3 separate regions of the Homo sapiens genome follow, and all the other regions are linked to region 2. The links are chromatin contacts, found by Hi-C or POLR2A ChIA-PET in ENCODE. All regions are on one chromosome and are shown on one strand. The core of a region is the stretch at or near the end of the contact, and the rest is flanking DNA. Distances in the headings are between cores, read along the strand shown. Region 1 overlaps PRKCH (protein kinase C eta). Region 2 has its middle 32 kb from the start of HIF1A. Region 3 holds the start of PRKCH (protein kinase C eta).

The links. Hi-C counts contacts between places; a loop is a spot of excess contacts on that map. ChIA-PET counts read pairs that join two places held with the same protein, here RNA polymerase II (POLR2A). Pooled maps may share reads with other maps.
Region 1: a map with no recorded cell type shows a loop between it and region 2 (7-fold over the local background). The contact joins two enhancer-like sites. A Hi-C loop is called at or near these places in 6 of 37 single-sample maps with no recorded cell type and 9 of 50 pooled maps. POLR2A ChIA-PET finds 5 or more read pairs at or near these places in 4 of 52 experiments (GM12878, activated naive CD4-positive, alpha-beta T cell and naive thymus-derived CD4-positive, alpha-beta T cell).
Region 3: a pooled map shows a loop between it and region 2 (3-fold over the local background). The contact joins the promoter of PRKCH here to the enhancer-like site in region 2. A Hi-C loop is called at or near these places in 1 of 168 maps with a recorded cell type or tissue (naive thymus-derived CD4-positive, alpha-beta T cell) and 10 of 50 pooled maps. POLR2A ChIA-PET finds 5 or more read pairs at or near these places in 4 of 52 experiments (CD4-positive, alpha-beta T cell, activated T-cell, activated naive CD4-positive, alpha-beta T cell and 1 more).

Annotation. Positions count from the first base shown.
Region 1 is chr14:61,388,929-61,392,355 of GRCh38, reverse strand. It overlaps PRKCH (protein kinase C eta), which reads right to left. Exons shown (of 14, transcript NM_006255.5): 2 at 1,068-1,131. Among named protein-coding and RNA genes, the nearest start is that of PRKCH-AS1, 68 kb to the right of the region's middle. Within about 2 kb of position 1,414, at least 4 of the 41 ENCODE cell types and tissues checked have a DNase peak (open chromatin) inside an H3K27ac peak, as active enhancers do.
Region 2 is chr14:61,661,399-61,664,777 of GRCh38, reverse strand. No RefSeq gene overlaps it. Among named protein-coding and RNA genes, the nearest start is that of HIF1A, 32 kb to the left of the region's middle. Within about 2 kb of position 2,102, at least 18 of the 41 ENCODE cell types and tissues checked have a DNase peak (open chromatin) inside an H3K27ac peak, as active enhancers do; they include CD4-positive, alpha-beta T cell, where a contact is called at or near this core.
Region 3 is chr14:61,319,978-61,323,117 of GRCh38, reverse strand. PRKCH (protein kinase C eta) reads right to left here and starts at 1,539. Exons shown (of 14, transcript NM_006255.5): 1 at 654-1,539. The coding sequence starts at 1,016. It overlaps PRKCH-AS1 (PRKCH antisense RNA 1), which reads left to right and starts at 300. Exons shown (of 5, transcript NR_186042.1): 1 at 300-583. RefSeq lists enhancers at 107-650, 651-1,195 and silencers at 1,157-1,326, 1,477-1,746.

The DNA.
Region 1 (3,427 bases), core at 165-2,664, 270 kb after region 2:
AACCACTTTGGAAACCATCTGGAAGTTTCTTCTGAAGTTACACACACACCTACTTTATTACCCAGCAATTCCACTCCTATATAATTATCCAAGATAAATGAAAGTGTTATGTCCAGAAAAATTTATGTGTAAGAAGGTTAATAAAAGCATTATTCATAATAGACAACAATAGGAAAAACCCCAAAAGTCCACCAAGAGGAGAATGGGTAAACAAATGGATGCTACATTTATATAATGGGATACTACTACTCAGAAATAAAATGAAAAAAATACTGATATACACAATGATATGAATCTTCTAAAAACTATGCTGAGTGAAAGAAACCAGACATAAAAGAGAATATACTGTATAATTCCATGTATATGAACTTCTAGGGTAGGTAAAACTAACCTGTGGTGAAATAAAGCACTTTACTTATTGCCTCTGGGAGCAGGGGATTGAAAAAGGGTACAGGGAAATGTTCACAATAATGGAAATGTCCTGTATCTTGGATTGGGGTGCTGGTTATGCAGTTGTATGCATTTGTCAAAATTCAAATTGTTCACTTCTGATCTATCATTTCACCCCCATATAAATTTTACCTCAAGTAAAAAAAATATTGGATGGGGGAGTAGGGAGTACGGTAGCCACAGATGAAGAACAGAATCCCTTACAGGTCACAAATGAGATAGAGATTATAAAGAAGATAACTGGATCCCTAAATTTCTTTCATAGACATTCACAGGCAAACTAAAAGATGGCACAAAACCAAAGACGTAGAGTTCCACAGTCATGAACCAAAAAGACGCAAAAACCATTCAGCTACGATGACACTGGCTAAAAACAAAAACTCATTGAGTGTGTTAAATGAAACGTGAGATTGCCAGATTTAGCAAATATATTTAATTTGGCAACCTGAACCAATAGACCACTGGGCAACAAAATACTAGCCAGCCCAACTTATGAAAGTGATTTTTTAAGCATCTCTTACAACATGCTCTTTTTTATAATGTCCATGATAGAAATTCCTACTGAGTGTAAACCAAGATTACATGTATTCTGGAAACTACCCAAAACTCATTCTTACCTTCAGTGAAACTCCCGGTAAGGGTTATTACCACAAATACTTTCCCCTCTGGCTCGAGATCCACCTACAAAGAGAAAAAAAAATGTATATTATATGTTAGTTTTAAAATATTTTTGTGGGCCTTAAACAATTCATCACAGAGAGGCCTAATGTGTAAATCACAGCCACAAATCAAATAAATCTAAGTCTTTCATTAAATAGTAGAGTGGCAGGGAAACAAGTGAAAGCTCAAAAAACTGTAAAGACTGAAAAGAAACCACATTTTATCAGTTTCCTTCCTCTTGAATTTTATTCTCTCCCATTTTTGGCTTGTCATAATATAGACAGGCACATCCACATACTTGGTAATTGTTTTTGAGACCTCCATATCTTATGCATATGGCTTATAAGAGCAGCATTTTACTAAACCACATGGCAAGAATATGAAATAGAGAAATAACGGCAACATACAAGGTAATGAACACATGTGGCTTGGTCAACTGCAAATCTTTAGTTTTATGGAGTAAAAAGTATAAAGAGTCTCTGCTACATATTTCCACCAAAGTCTGGTCAATCTTAAGGAAGCACTAGGGAAGGAAGTTTAGGAGCCTTGCATTCACTACTCTTTTTTTTTTGAGAGAGAGAGGTAGTTTCACTTTGTTGCCCAGGCTGGAGTGCAGTGGCATGATCTCAGCTCACTGCAACCTCCATCTCCTAGGTTCAAGCAATTCTGCCTCAGTCTCCTGAGTAGCTGGGATTACAGGCGTGTGCCACCACATCTGATCTGTTTTTGTATTTTTTAGTAGAGATGGGGTTTCACCATGTTGGCCAGGCTGGTCTCGAACTCCTGACTTCAAATGATCCTCCCGCCTCAGCCTCCCAAAGTGCTGGGATTACAGGCGTGAGACACTGTGTCGGACTGCTACTCTTAATTAGTCACGGGAGTATCAACATACCTTGAAGTTACCTATCAGCTGAAATATCAAGACATGCATTCTGCAAGCAATGCAGCTTGAAGTCTTTTCATATGGTGTCGTCCTCTGCATATAGTCCAGTTTCCGAAAGACCCCATACAGCATGGCGCCCAGGATGAACAGCACCTCTGGCTCTGTTCTGATCACCACTAGCTTAGGTGGGCGGACTCCCCTCTTCCTACCGGATGCTAACTTCACTATCCATGAACACCTCTAAGCCTTGCATTGTGAGGCTCTTGTGGACTCAAATACATGAATTTACAATTGTCCTTAAATAAATCTTTTCAGATTCTGCCCATGGCTCCATTTTTATTTTATTTTTCTCTTTCTTTGGCTGTGGCTCCATTTCTGCCTTTGACCTTTCATCTGAAGAGGAAGACTGGCATATAGAGAAGTTTCACTAGAGATACGAATGACCATTTTTGGTCAAATATTAAATTTAAAATAAGCTGCAAATAGTCACATGGTACAGTGGAAAGAGCCCCCCTACTAGACCAGGCCAAGAACTCTAGTCTGATTCTGTCACAGCTGGTTCTGGACCCTGGGCAAGGTCCTTTACCACACTGAGCCTCACTCTTCCAATCTGAAAAGTCTATGGCATCATTATTTAGCATTTTTTCTCTTTTTTTTTTTTTTTGAGACAGGGTCTCACTGTCTCCCAGGCTGGAGTGCAGTGGCACAATCATAGCTCACTGCAGCCTTGAACTCCCAGCCTCAAGCGATTCTCCTGCCTCAGCCTCCCAAGTAGCTAGGACTATAGGCATGTGCCACCATAACCAGCTTGCCTGCTTATCTAGGTATGTATGTATGTATGTAGAGACAAGGTCTCACTATGTTGCCCAGTCTCAAACTCTTAGGCTCAAGCAATCCTCCCACCTCAGCCTCTCAAGTCACTGGGATTACAAGTGTGAGTCACTGTGCCTGGCATTGGCCTAGCGTTTCTAACACAGCCTCCACATATGATCTCAAAGATTTTTTTTTTTTTTAAGACAGAGTCTCCCTCTGTCACCCAGGCTGGACTTCAATGCTGCAATCATGACTCACTGTAGCCTCGACCACCTGGGTTCAAGTGATTTTCCTGCCTCAGCCCCCCAAGTAGCTGGGACCACAGGCACATGCCATCATGCCTGGCTTAGAGAGGCATGTTGCCCAGACTGGTCTTGAACTCCTGAGACCAGGCAATCCGCCCGCCTTGGCCTCCCAGAGTGCTGGGATTACAGGCGAGAGCCACCATGCCCAGCCAATCTCAAAGATTCTTAACAGTACTGTTTACTTTTTTAAAATTTATTGTATCTACCCATGACAAAGCCCCCAAAAATGCACTGGACTTACCCTAGGTCACCACCACACCCTGATTATATACTTTTTCAAAATAAAAGATGCCTGCTTTGTTCAGATTCAGAAAGC
Region 2 (3,379 bases), core at 853-3,352:
CCCATAAAGACAAACAGATGGAGAGAGAGAGAATGTGACAAGAATAGATATAGAGAGATTCAAATAATCCTCAAGGATGCTCAAAATAATAAAAAATAGTTTTGTGATGATTGCCAAAAAGGCCAATAGCATTTATAGAATTCAAGTGATGATACGTCATTGAAAGAAAGAAAAGGGGATTTTTCTGTGAGACAAATTGCCCAAAACCTGAGGGGGAGTTTTGTCATCAAAATACATAAGGAGTAATCTTTTAAAAACTCTGAAACAAAGAGCAAATAATTTAAAGAAATCTCGGCCAAGCAAGGTGGTTCATGCTTGTAATTCTAGCGCATTGAAAGTTTGAGGCGGGAGGACAGCTTGAAGCCAGGAGTTCAAGACCAGCCTGGGCAACATAGTAAGACTCCTCTCTAAAAAGCAAAAATAAAAAAAATTAACTGGATATAGTGGTGGGTGCCTATATTCCCAGCTACTTGGGAGGCTGAGGCACGAGGATCACTTGAGTCCAGAAGTCTGAGGTTGCAGTGAGCCATGATCGTACCACTGCACTCCAGCCTGAGTGACAGGCTGACAGAGTGGGACGCTGTCTCAGAAAAAAAAAGAAAAGAAAAAGAAAAAATAAAGAAATCTCATTCTACTTTACTTACCACACACATATGTTCATATCATGTGTTAAACATTGTCTTTTAAAAAATAGCTTAGGGCCAGATGTGTTGCCTCAGGCCTGTAATCCCAGTACTTTGGGAGGCCAAGGTGGAAGAACTGCTTGAGGTCAAGAGTTAGAGACCAGCCTGGGCAACATACTGAGACTCTGTCTCTATTTCAAAACAAGCAAACAGCTTAGAAAATCATTTTCTTTAACTCTTACCTCTGATGCTTTTAATTATGTGTTCTCTTATGGTGATTGGCTGGGGTTAAAATATTCTGTAGCATTGCTTTGCATCATAGCCCCAGAGAAAATGAAAGGGGAAGAAGGAGTTAGCTTCCCTTTTCCCCGCTGTTCTGCCTGCTTCCTGTTTCAGAAAAATTAAAATAAGGTGTGAACAGCCACTTTCTCTTGAACATATTCTTCCATATATACTGGGGTAGGGTGAGGCATGTATTTGTGGGGGCTGGAGGATGGCCTCTGTTACAAAATTTCCTATGGACATTCCTTATCTACACTAGTGGGGAACAATGAAAATTACTTGTACAATGAACATCACTTATACAGGACGCGTATTACGGTACATTCTAATTTTTAAAAATATCAACTCACATAAAGAGGAGGCCAACCCTGACTTATCTCATGGGCAAGCTGTATGGCACAAATGAAATTACTAATGTGAAAGTGTTCGGTCAACTCTAAAGGTCCTTACAAGTTTGTGGGTTTTTTTTTTTTTTCAGACAGAGTTTTGCTCTTCTTGCCCAGGCTAGAGTGCAATGGCATGATCTCGGCTCACCGCAACCTTCACCTCCTGGGTTCAAGCGATTCTCCTGCCTCATCCTCCGGAGTAGCTGGGATTACAGACGCCCGCCACCACGCCCAGCTAATTTTGCATTTTTAAGGGAGACAGGGTTTCTCCATGTTGGTCAGGCTGGTTTCGAACTCCCAACCTCAGGTGATCCGCCCACCTCAGCCTCCCAAAATACTGGAATTACAGGTGTGAGCCACCACGCCTGGCCACGTTTGAGGTCTTTTTAATGATTAGAAATTTCTTATACTCTGGCATCTGTAGAATCCATTCAAAGCCATAAATTTCTGCTTCTTTCCCACACCTGGTGGGAGAAATGGGGGAATAGGCCCACAAATCGCCTTGGCTTTTGTGGTCTCCCAGTATGCTCTTTTGCATGGACAGAAAAATGAGGGAAATGCTTTTACCTTCATCAAACCTATTGGAAATGGTTAAGTTTCCCTTCTTTTGACTAAAACAAAACTAAAAACCACAAGAAACCTACTCAAGATTGGCTCATATGAATCACATCCTGTGTGGAACCCTGTCCTGTGTCAATGACACTTAGACACAGAGCAAAGAAGGGAGAGGGTGGGTCACTGTTTCTAAATGCAACGAAGGGCACTTTCATTAAAGCACTAAGGCTGCATGCTCAACAGGTTTAGCATGACTCAGCAAGATGGGTCACTGAACACCATCCACCCAAGGGCAAATGAGCTTGTCCAATCACATGACCTACAAGATCAGGGGATAGCAAACCAGACCTATGGTTTGCTGAACAGCCTGCACAAGCCAGTCCCGTTACATACAGAACAGTCAGAGGAGAAGGTCACCGCCAGGGCAGTGGAGACCACTGCGGATCCTCTTCTCAACACTGCTCTACCATGTTACCTTGTGTCTAGTTGTGTGTCTGCCAACCACTTCTACAGAAGGTGCTGAGGCAAACCTCCTCAAAGGTTCTGATTTGGATCTTCCATTTGGAGAAGACTTTGAGTCTGTCCATATTCGTGGCTTTTTTTTCTTGCACTGGGAACTGATGCATTGCAGACACAAATGAGCCCAATGTATTTTAAGCGAGAAAAAGTTCCCACCCTCACCACCAATTACACCCTTGTCATTTTTTTCTTGTTCTAGTACCTACGTGTGATTTAGTACTTTCCGAGCATTCCATTCTTTCTGAAAGCATAAGCACTAATATGTGTAATTTGCTTGCCTTGTCATTCTGAAATCTTTTAATGCATACAGTTCAGACATCCTGTTTGTTTAATATGAGCAATGCCAACTTTATTTACTGTAATAAATGTACTTCTTTATTCTTCTGGAAAAAAAGGGAAATTAATTGAAAAAGACACATTTAAGCTATTCCAGTGTGTAATACAGAGGCTGCTGGTAAAATATAATACAATGTCAGGGAATTCCACAATCTTGTTTGCTTTTTGGTTTCATTTTCATATTTTTCTTAAATATGGCATTGCTACAGTACAAAGTAGAAGAACATATTTTAGTGTCTGATTCACAGTCTCTTTACTAACTTTGGAACTTTAAAACCTGGGCAACTCTGATAGTGAGAGGGTTCAAGAAAATTGACATATGTGGTGAAATGTACTTTTGTGGCCTAGCTTTGCGTTTCAGAGCTGTTATACAGTCAGATTTTTTTAAATGAATATCTGCAACTGTTCCAACAATTCTGGTTTATGAAAATGTTGCTGGTTTTGCATAGGAACTTCATAACCTGCATGATATTACTCATGGGTATTTGTGGGTTTTGCTTTAGATATGGAAAGGACGCCTCTTGGCAAACATATTTTTTCTTTTGCTTCTCAGAGGTTTTGTATTCAGCTCAAAAATCCCCAGTATCTGTTTCCTTAGGTTCATGGGCTCCTTTAAACTTTACATTTGTATTTCTATTTTTTTTTCCAGTCAACTTCATGGATGTTTTGGAACGTCCT
Region 3 (3,140 bases), core at 290-2,789, 340 kb after region 2:
AAACCCACACTGCAGGACTCCCACCTCGGACTGACTAAGTTACTTGCAAGTATATGTAAATCTCATCTCCTTGGAAAAATGCTAAATAATAAAACTGCCAACGTGCAGACCCAGGCGCTCATTTCCCTGCCAGTGTAGCTCATGTACCTCTGGGATGTGCAAGCCGAAACACGTGTGCACGTCTGAGCGGCTGAACCAACATGTATCCATAAACATTATGAATAATACTCGCGAGAATGTACGGCTTTCTCCTAAGTAGCGCTTGAAGCACTTTACCCAAATCAAGTCCCTTTTGTATCACTCCTTCCCTGCCTTTCCTACCTATCACTCTCGTGCTGAAAGTTGGAGCTCCTTACCCAAAGACTGGGCGGAAAGGGTGACCGCCCTGGACCCCTGCCCGACTTCCCGTTAGGCCAAGCCGCTGTCCTGAAAGGGGATCGTGTCCAGGCCGGCTTCCTGGAGACACACCTGCGCCTGCACACACCCACCGCGGTCGCGTCACCAGTGCCGCGGCCACGTGGACGAAGACCAAAGTCTGGAGGGAATTCCCTCAGCCACAAAGCGATGGGAAAGCGGGACCCGGGTGAGTTTTGAAAAACATAAGGGGAACGGGGGTTGGGTGGACACAAAGGGAAGGGGTCACCGCTACTCACCCAACCCTCGAAGGTGTCCGAGGCGCCGGTCGTGCGCAGCAGCTCCTGGAACTGCAGGGTGCAGTTGGCCACGAAGTGGTCGTAGCCCAGGGGCGTCTCGTGGAAGACGGCCAACTCGAGGTGGCCGCCGTCGGTGACGTTAGCGCAAAACTCCTCGTTGTACGTGGGTTTGTTGGTCTTCTGCTTGGTGCTGGTCTGGCCCACGCGCACCTGGTCCACGCTCACCGTCAGATAGGGGTCCAGCAGCTGGTGGCCCTTCTTGAAGAGCGAGTGGCGCAGGGACCAGCGGGTGGGCTGCAGCCCCACTGCCTCACCGATGCGGACCCTCAAATAGCCATTGAACTTCATGGTGCCAGACGACATGCCGGCGCCGCTGCCCCGGCCCCGGGGGGCCGCGCTGCTTCGCAGCGGGAGAACCGGGAGTCCCGTCTCAGGCCAGCCCTCGGGACAGGTGCAGGAGTCGAGGCAGCCCTGGGGAAAGGCAGCGCCTAAGCGCCCCTCGACTGGCCATTCTGCCTCCTCCGTGGGACTTTTCCCTCCCCTCCTTCCCTCCCTCCCGAGGTGGAAAGGAGGGGAGCCCGCCGCCGAGCCCTCAGCGGGCCGGGGAAGCCCGACCGTCCCTTCCAAGCGCGCGGCGCCTCCCGGGGACTCGCGCAGGACTCGCCCCTTCTCCAGGGCCGGGCAGCTCCTCTCCCTGGAGAGCCGGACCTACCCGTCCGGTGAGCCCCAGCCCCAAGCGTCTCTTCCCCCGCCTCCTCTTGCTTCTCCTCCTGCCCCCGCCTCCGAAGGCTCACGCTCTCCCCCACTCGGCGAGCTTCAAACCAGGAAGCAGCTGCCGCCGCCGCATCCCCGGCGAGAACCTCGCACCGCCAGGTTCCAAGTTCACAGAACCCCCGCGTCCGCTCCCGCGCCTTCCGGACCCCAGGGGCGTGGCCCGCGGTCCGCGGCCCGGCCCTGCGGTGGGTGGATCCCCGCGCAAGCCCCCGGGAGGCCAGTGCCCGCTTGCGCCGCCCTGCGCGCCCTCCTTGTAGCGCTGGGTCTGGCCGTGCGCTGCGGGTTAGGGGCCACCCCGGGCGCAGGCCAAAAAGGAAAGGGTTCGTGGCCCAGCCCGAGCAAACACCTGAGGCGTGGTAGACTGACCTGGGGAGCGATGGAAGGTTGGGAGGACGCAGAGGAGGGCGCTCCAGCCAGGAACCCGCGCGGCGAGGAGTCGCCCGCCCCCTCTCTCCCAACCTCCCCGGTGGGCTGGTGACCCTGCAGGGCCATCCCCAAGAGGCCCTGGCCGGAGGCGGGGGCACGGCGGGGAGGTTCTTTTTCCTAATATTTACAGGGATGGCTCATCCCGGGGTCAGCTCGAACGCATCCTGTTTGTGCGCCTTTCCTGCAGAGGCTAATTACACAGTTGTGTGTATGTGTGTGTTTTAATAGGGCAGTAGTAATGATGGAAATCCTGTTCGCCTCCTTCCTCGGAAGGTGTGTCTTGTTGCACATAGAGCAGGAAAGGTCGGTTCTTCTGGAGACAGACATGGCCAAGAGGTAATAAGTCTCTTCCTCTGCGGGTGGTTTCTGGTCCACCCAGCTCTGCGCGGCAAGGGCAGAAAATGTTCACACACACAGGCTGTCCCCAACACACACGCGGAAGAAATTGCCTCTTCTAGGAACACTCCAGCTTGTTGTATTTGCAGTCAGAGTGGGCAGCCTTCTGATGCTTCCCACCCCGTGGTCCCTGCAGATTTTGTCTCCGGGGAGGACCTTTTAGCCTACGCTGCTATGCCGCAAAGCTTGCTCCCTGAGGGCCAGCCACAACCAATTTGTTCCCCAAAAAGCCTAGGCCACTTTTTGTTGTTGTTGTTGTTGTTGTTTTTGAGACGGAGTTTCGCTTTTGTTGCCCAGGCTGGAGTGCAATGGCGCCATCTCGGCTCACCGCAACCTCCGCCTCCCAGGTTCGAGCGATTCACCTGCCCCAGCCTCCCGAGTAGCTGGAATTACAGGCATGCGCCACCACGCCCGGCTAATTTTGTATTTTTAGTAGAGACAGGGTTTCTCCATGTTGGTCAGGCTGGTCTCAAACTCCCGACCTCAAGTGATTCGCCTGCCTCGGCCTCCCAAAGTGCTGAGATTACAGGCGTGAGCCACAGCACCCAGCCAAGCCTAGGCCACTCTTAAGATACTTGATTACATTCTGTCTTGCTATACTGGTTCCCTCGGAGCAGATTCGGCTTGCTTTCATTCCTTTCTTTCTTCCTTCCCTCCTTTCTTTCTTTTATGTTTTAGAGACTGGGTTTTGCTTTGTCATCCAGGCTGGAATACAGCGGTGTGATCATGGCTTACCATAACCTCCAGCTCCCAGGTTCAAGTGATCTTCCAGCCCCTGCCTCCTAAAGTGTTAAGATTACAGGCATGAGCCCCCGTGCCTGGCCCCAGGTTCATCTTTCTAGCCCCCACTCCTCTAAGGCCCTGTTCAGAACTTTCTAATTGAGTAGGTTC